2 separate regions of the Mus musculus genome follow, and region 1 is linked to region 2. Evidence: chromatin contacts called from ENCODE Hi-C or POLR2A ChIA-PET data. All regions are on one chromosome and are shown on one strand. Each heading gives the region's core, a stretch centred on a gene start or an enhancer-like site at or near the end of the contact. The rest is flanking DNA. Distances are from core to core; before and after follow the strand shown.

Region 1 (3,465 bases), core at 539-3,038, 49 kb after region 2:
GGGGTCTCCAGCAGGGAACGTAGTGCATCCTCAGTTACTGCTTTGTCCCATTATGGCAAAGCTCCACTGAATAGCCTTCATGCTCAAATGAGGAACTTGAGGTCAGCTAACTCTGTGCTCCTGGATTCTCAAGTTTGCTCTGGAATAAACTCACCCCATGTGAGTGGAGAGCCATGGTTTTATGTCTACATGGGGAAAGTAAACTCACCCGTCATGTCCGGGTGCTCGGAAGTTACCAAGGTGGTGACTTGGGACTGGGGTAGAGCTGGCGGCTGACAGTGCTCTGCCTTCAGGGAGTGGGTGTCAGAGGTGTCACATGGACATGCACAGACACACAGTGCCCACCTAACATGGCTCAGTCACTCCCAGGACAGCACCATTTTGTCCCTGTAGACAGATGCCTGTCTGTAGCTGCACCCTGGGTCCCAGGAAACTGGCTAGCTCTGGTTTTCACTGCACACGAGGCTCAAGGCATGTTCACCCTGACTAACTCCCTTATGCCTCACTATGGGTTCCTCCACAGTGTACAGCCCTGAGGCCTGAAGCTACGCCACTCCCTCCTGCCCACCTGGACCTGTGCTCTGTCCTGGTCCCATCATCCCTTCCTCTTGCTCACTGCACCTTGACCAGGGGAACCAAACTGTGGATGGCAGCTGACAGCCAAGGACAAGATGGAGCAGGAGGCACTGTCCCCCATCCCTCCTGCCTGTGGGCAGTCACAGCACAGCTCACAGGTCTTCCCTCTGCCCCACAGCATCTTCTGGGCTCTGAGACTGGTGATGATGGGGGAGGGTATAGCTAGTGTTTACTCAAGTGGCAAAGCAAGCACTTCCATGGGAAATTAAAAAACAAAAAGCAGTTAGGCCCAATGAGATGGCTCTGAGCTCTGATGTCCTGATTCAATTCCTGAGATCCACATGGTGGAAGGAGGGAACCAATTCTCAAAAGCTGCCCTCTGACCCACCCAAGTGAGCTATGGCATGCCTGTGAAGATATACATACACTCACATAAATAGAACATGTAAGATAATCCACTAAAAAGGTGCTGTGTGTCTACTCTTATAAGCCAGGAGCTCACACAGCCCAGGCTGACCCAAGCTCATGATGTCGGTGAGGCTGGGCTTCGACTCCAGGGACTCTACTTCTCTCCTCTCTGCCTCCCAATCACTGGGGTGACAGGCACGTGCCACTGCACAGAGAGCACTAGATCTTAGCCATGGGTTGGGTATGATGGAGCAGAGCTGCTGGCTTGTCCTTCAGTTTTTCATACACCGAGCTTGCTTCCATTTTTATAGGACACTGTCACATTCAGTGCTGGGAGCAACCCTGAAAGTTCAGAAACCTGTTGAAATTCTTTTAAATGTCCCAGACACAAGCTGAGTCACTATAGCTGGGACACTGGGCCCCCAGGCAGTGGTGGCGCACGCCTTTAATTTCAGCACTTGGGAGGCAGAGACAGGTGGATTTCTGAGTTCGAGGCCAGCCTGCTCTATAGATTGTGTTCCAGAACAGCCAGGGCTACACAGAGAGACCCTGCTCAAAAACAAACAAACAAACCGCTGAGACAGTAGCCACTCAGCATCAAATGATAGTCTTCTGAAAAGTAGGGGGTGAGTGATGTACAGAGGAAGTTAGTGACAGGCTCCAGGGTGCATCGTGGGAGCACCCGAGACCCAAGTAAAGGTGGCAGCCAAATCCCCTCAGAGCAGCCCTGCTCCCAAGTCTGGATTTATAGCTTCTTGTGGGGGCAGGGTGTCTGAACAGAACTCAGGCCAGTGTTTACCTCAGCAACGGGGCCCTGGGAAATAGTCCCTGTCCCTAGCCACAGGGAGGAGTAGGAGGGCGGTGGGTCTGATCCTGATCCAGCCAGGGCTGGAAAGCGGCCTGCAAGAGGCACCTGTCGTGAGCCTGCCCCAGCATCTTTGGTGTACCCTATCAGATCACTCTGGGATCCCAGTGTCAGGGGGGATCCCAGCACAGGGGATCAGAGTGTTCTGGGTTCAGGTTCCAACACCAGCCCGTCCCGAGTGGGAGTGTTTTGGGGGCTCTGCTCTGCTTTGTCAGCCATCAGAGTGGCCCAGATAGAGACCCTAGAAACACAGGAATTAAGAGTTTCTTTAAACGCCTTTAATCCCTGCACTCAGGAGGCAGAGGCAGGTGGATTTCTGAGTTCAAGGCCAGCCTGGTCTACAGAGTGAGTTCCAGGACAGCCTGGGCTATACAGAGAAACCCTGTCTCGGGGGGAAAAAAAAAGAGTTTCTTTAAAATTCCACTGAAAACTAAAATCAGAGTCCGTGGGACTCTCGGTGCCTGCTACCTGCCAGCTCCCCACCCCCTCCCGCGAACCTCCACATCATCTAATCAGAAAACACATGCAGATGCTGGATGGGAACCGGGCGCCGGCCTCTGGCGCCGCGTGCCCAGCCCTCATTGTTTGCTGAGTAACAACGGTTGCCAGGGGCGACGCAGTCCACTCCCGTTTCCAAGCGCCCGTTGCCCAGCAACCCAGAGAATACTTCCCAAACCAAACAATGTCATCCCCGGGGCAACTTCTCTATCTCACGTTAAGCAGATCTAAAATAAAAATAAATAAATAAATAAAAAAGAAAGCCCTTCCAAATATGTAATCTATTATTTTCAGAGGCCTGAACAGCAAGACAAATAATTTCTTCTCTATAGTAACCAGGATGGACCGGCAGCTCACCAGATCTGTTCTGAGGCTAGAAGCCCAAACCAATGCTTCGCTCAGCTCCCAGTGATCCTGAGGCCGGCTGCCACCCTTCCCAGTCCTGGACCAGGAAGAAGGATGGGCTCAGTTTACCCTTAGGCAGCAAGTCACACACAAGTCTTCTCTAGGCAAAGAAGCAGGGGTTAAGCTATTTGAGAAAAGTGCAAGATCAGAGCAGTTGCCTAACATCCTGGACTCCACAGAAGGTAGCAAGCATGAGCGGAGCCGCACACACCAGTGGCTCAGGGTGGCCCTGTCCCAGAGGACTCCACGGAGAGTAGGGACTGCTACTCTGTCTTCTGCCCTCCCAGAGAGAAGCAATGGCTAAGAAGAATTGGGTGACTTCAGAGGCCCTGCTGGGCTCGAGGGTGCGGCCTTTAAGGCCCATGTGAGGAACAGCCCTGGCCAACATCCTTTGTAAAGGCCAGTGAGCTTGTCATCCAGGCAGGGCCTAGGCTCTGAAGCCATCTCCTTTCCCTGATAATTACATTACTCAGTAGTGTATGTGTGAGCATGCACCCGCTATGCACAGAAGTCTGCTTTCTCTTCCCACTAGGTGGGTCCTGGGCATCCAACTTGCATTTTTTTAGGCTTGGCAGCAAGCACCTTTACCCACAAGTTACTTCTGTAGCCCTTGAGACAGATTCAATCAAAGCACAGAACCAGTGTCCAGCCTCCCGGGCCAGTGCTGGATCATTCCAGCACTGCATCAATAAACATGGGTCAATTAAGTGGCC
Region 2 (3,280 bases), core at 46-2,545:
CTTCCAAGAGCGTGTCCTTATCACAACCCAATTGTAGACGCTACAAAGGAGCCTCAGCCTTAAAATGCATTGTTATTCCCATCTTGCCCAGTAGGGACGGTAGAGAGCAATGGCGCAAACAGGGTGCTATTGTGGTCTAAGGCTAATTAATCGCTTTACCTCTCTGGGCCTGTTTCCCCTTATGTTATACAACCAGCAGAGTCTAGTTCGTGCGTTGCGGGACAGCCTGGGCTACAGGGTGAGACCCCCATCTCCATGAATTAAATAAATTTAAATACTGATTGGTTTGACTTGGCTTTGGTTGAGACATGTAGCTCAGGCTGGCCTCAAACACCAGGACTGCCAGGGCTATACAGAGAAACCCTGTCTCGACCCCCTCCCCCCCCCCCAAAAAAAAAAAAACCAAAACAAAAACAAAACACTACCTCCCGATCCACCCAAGTGCTGTTCTTACATGTTTAAGCACATTTTTATTAAAATAGTAATTGCAGGATCGGAGAAGTGCCTGATGTCAGGCTCAAGGGGCTGAGTTCAATCCCGGGACCGACATGGGGATGCAGGGACCCCCGCCCCCCATTGTCATATGACCTCCACATAAGGGTGACACACAGGAGACCCACACACACACAATAGATGAGTAAATGTCACTTTCAAAGTAACGCTGGCACACACCTTTAATCCCAGCACTTGGGAGGCAGAGGCAGGAGGATTTCTGAGTTTGAGGCTTGCCTGGGCTACATAGTGAGACGCTGTCTCAAAAAAAAAAAAAAAAAGAAAAAAGAAAAGAAAAGGCAGTACAATAAAAATAATTCAAATTGCCACGCGTTTATGGGCCACAGTGGCTCACGAAGGGCACTGTCAAAGGACAGCGTGTCCCCGTGAAGTCATTTGATCCTTCAAAGCTGTTGGTATTTTTTGTTTGTCTTCTGAGACACGGTTTCTCTGAGTAGCTCAGGCTGTTCTGGACCTCACTCTATAGACCAGGCTGGCCTCGAACTCATGATTCACCTGACTCGATCTCCCCAGTGCTGGGATTAAAGGCGTGCGCAACACCGCTCGGGCTGCGGTTTTTTATTATAAAATAACAGACTCGTTTGTAAAAGGGACAGAAGCAGAGTAGGTGAGTGTGAGCTGCACCCACACCCACACCCCCAGATTCACTTCCACGGATCAAGAGTGACCCACGGATGACCGACAAGAACCCCTCCGGGACCCTTGAGCACTTCCGTTTCCTGCGCAGCCTTGGCCCCCCCCCCCCCCGCCCCCACGGTCGTGCGCACGCGCGCCTTAGCAGCATTGCTGTAGTCTGAGCGTGCGCATTTCTTTCTGTAGGCTCCAGAGGACACGAGCGACCCGGAAGACTTTCCTGCCACACTCCAGAGCTGGTGTGAGGGGCATCGATGGCGGAGACGGCAGCGGAGAGCGGTGGTGGCGGTGACTCCGGGGTTGGCGCGTGCGAACGGGGGGTGGCGCCCATTAAAGCTCAGTGAGTCGCTGGCGCCCGTCAGCGAAGCTGATGTGGCCTTCCCGGCGTCCGTGGCGGGTGCGAGTGGTGCATGCTGGGAGGTGTGGCGGCATCCTGGAGAGCGGCATCCCGGAGGCGCCAAAGTCTTTACCTACCTTCTGCTGACACACGAGTGTAACATGTGTTGGTTGTCACAAGCCATGAGGCCGGCTGTGCACATAGGCAGCTTTGGGGAACCAGAAGCAGGGCCCGAGGTGCATGGTGGGGCTTGTAGTCTCCACGAGGGAAAAAAAAATGGCTCGCAGCGAAAGACCTGGGAAGGGTGGTAGCTTGAGTCTCGCTGCCAAGCATGCTGGGGTTTGTAGTTCCTTCGTAGCCTACCAAGGATATTGATATTTGTGTGTCGCAACCCTTAAGGCAATTCAGTTCTCAGAGCAGAGACACAAATGGCTCCTTCAAGTGTAAAACAGGTGTCCCCGTGGCACTGGGTGAAAACTGGCTGGTTCTAAGTAGGGAAAGCTTCCTGCAAGCAGGAGCACGTGAGCTTGGCATTAGCCCCCAAGCCCCTTTCCCTGTGCACATCGAGCCTCTCCCGCTCTGGCAGGTACCGCACAACCAAAGAACGGTTCCACGAATATCTGGATGGAGACAAGCAGGAGGGTGCATGCCAGGAAGTGCCCACAGGAGACCCAGCTGAGCCAGGGGCCAAAAGAATTCGCCTGGAAGATGGGCAGGAAAATGGGAAGACAGAGGTGGCAATTGAATCCCGTGAAAGGCAGGTGCCCAAGAGGGCCCGTGGCCAAAACAAAAGCCGGCCCCATGTGAAGCCAGCACACTACGACAAGGACAGGCTCTGCCCGTCCTTCCTCCAGGTGAGGGGTGGCTCTACAGGCTTGGCTTAAAGTCTGAAGATGCTGTGCTGTGACAAATATATATGACCCTTGACCTACAGGGACTCGACCTAGTAGTGCCTTGCCTTGGCCCCTGGTGCTGCCTTCAAAGTCATTGACCCTCAGCCTATCTACACATCACACTTGAATTTATTTATTTTTGGTTTTTTTGAGACAGGGTTTCTCTGTGTAGCCCTGGCTGACCTGGAACTCACTCTGTAAACTAGGCTGGTCCTGAACTCAGAGAGCACTCCCAAGTTCTGGGATTAAAGATGTGCTCAGCTATTTCAATTTACCTTTTTTTTTTAAAAAGATTTATTTATTTATTTATTTATTTATTTATTTATTTATTTATTATATGTAAGTACACTGTAGCTGTCCTCAGACACTCCAGAAGAGGGAGTCAGATCTCGTTACAGATGGTTGTGAGCCACCATGTGGTTGCTGGGATTTGAACTCCTGACCTTTGAAAGAGCAGTCGGGTGCTCTTACCCACTGAGCCATCTCACCAGCCTCCCTTTTTTTTTTTTTAAAGATTTATTTATTTTATGTATATGAGTCCACTGTAGCTGTCCTCAGACACACCAGAAGAGAGCATCGCACCCGTTACAGATGGTTGTGAGCCACCATGTGGTTGCTGGGAATTGAACTCAGGACCTCTGGAAGAACAGTCAGTGCTCTTAACCTCTGAGCCATCTCTCTAGCCCCCTTAATTTACCTTTTAAAGAGGGTCTTGTATGTCCTGGAGCTGGAGTTTCAGGTGGTTGTGAGCTGGGAAATCAAATCCAGATGGTGTGCAAGAGCAGCTGGGGTTCTTGACCTCGGACCTGTCACTCCAGCTTGACACTGTTCCAGCTTTAGGTGAAACAGGCACACTGGGGACACTCCCCCAGGACTTGCAGATGGAAGAATCAGCACTTGGCCC

The links. Hi-C counts contacts between places; a loop is a spot of excess contacts on that map. ChIA-PET counts read pairs that join two places held with the same protein, here RNA polymerase II (POLR2A).
Region 1: POLR2A ChIA-PET joins it to region 2 with 10 read pairs in embryonic stem cell. The contact joins the enhancer-like site here to the promoter of Dus3l in region 2. A Hi-C loop is called at or near these places in 2 of 37 maps with a recorded cell type or tissue (T-helper 17 cell and adrenal gland). POLR2A ChIA-PET finds 5 or more read pairs at or near these places in 3 of 5 experiments (Patski and embryonic stem cell).

What each region holds. Positions count from the first base shown.
Region 1 is chr17:56,812,053-56,815,517 of GRCm38, forward strand. The region is part of intron 1 of Rfx2 (regulatory factor X, 2 (influences HLA class II expression)); the gene reads right to left. Among named protein-coding and RNA genes, the nearest start is that of Rfx2, 17 kb to the right of the region's middle. Within about 2 kb of position 1,789, at least 1 of the 3 ENCODE cell types and tissues checked has a DNase peak (open chromatin) inside an H3K27ac peak, as active enhancers do.
Region 2 is chr17:56,763,456-56,766,735 of GRCm38, forward strand. It overlaps Dus3l (dihydrouridine synthase 3-like (S. cerevisiae)), which reads left to right and starts at 1,296. Exons shown (of 13, transcript NM_144858.2): 1 at 1,296-1,486; 2 at 2,070-2,337. The coding sequence starts at 1,401.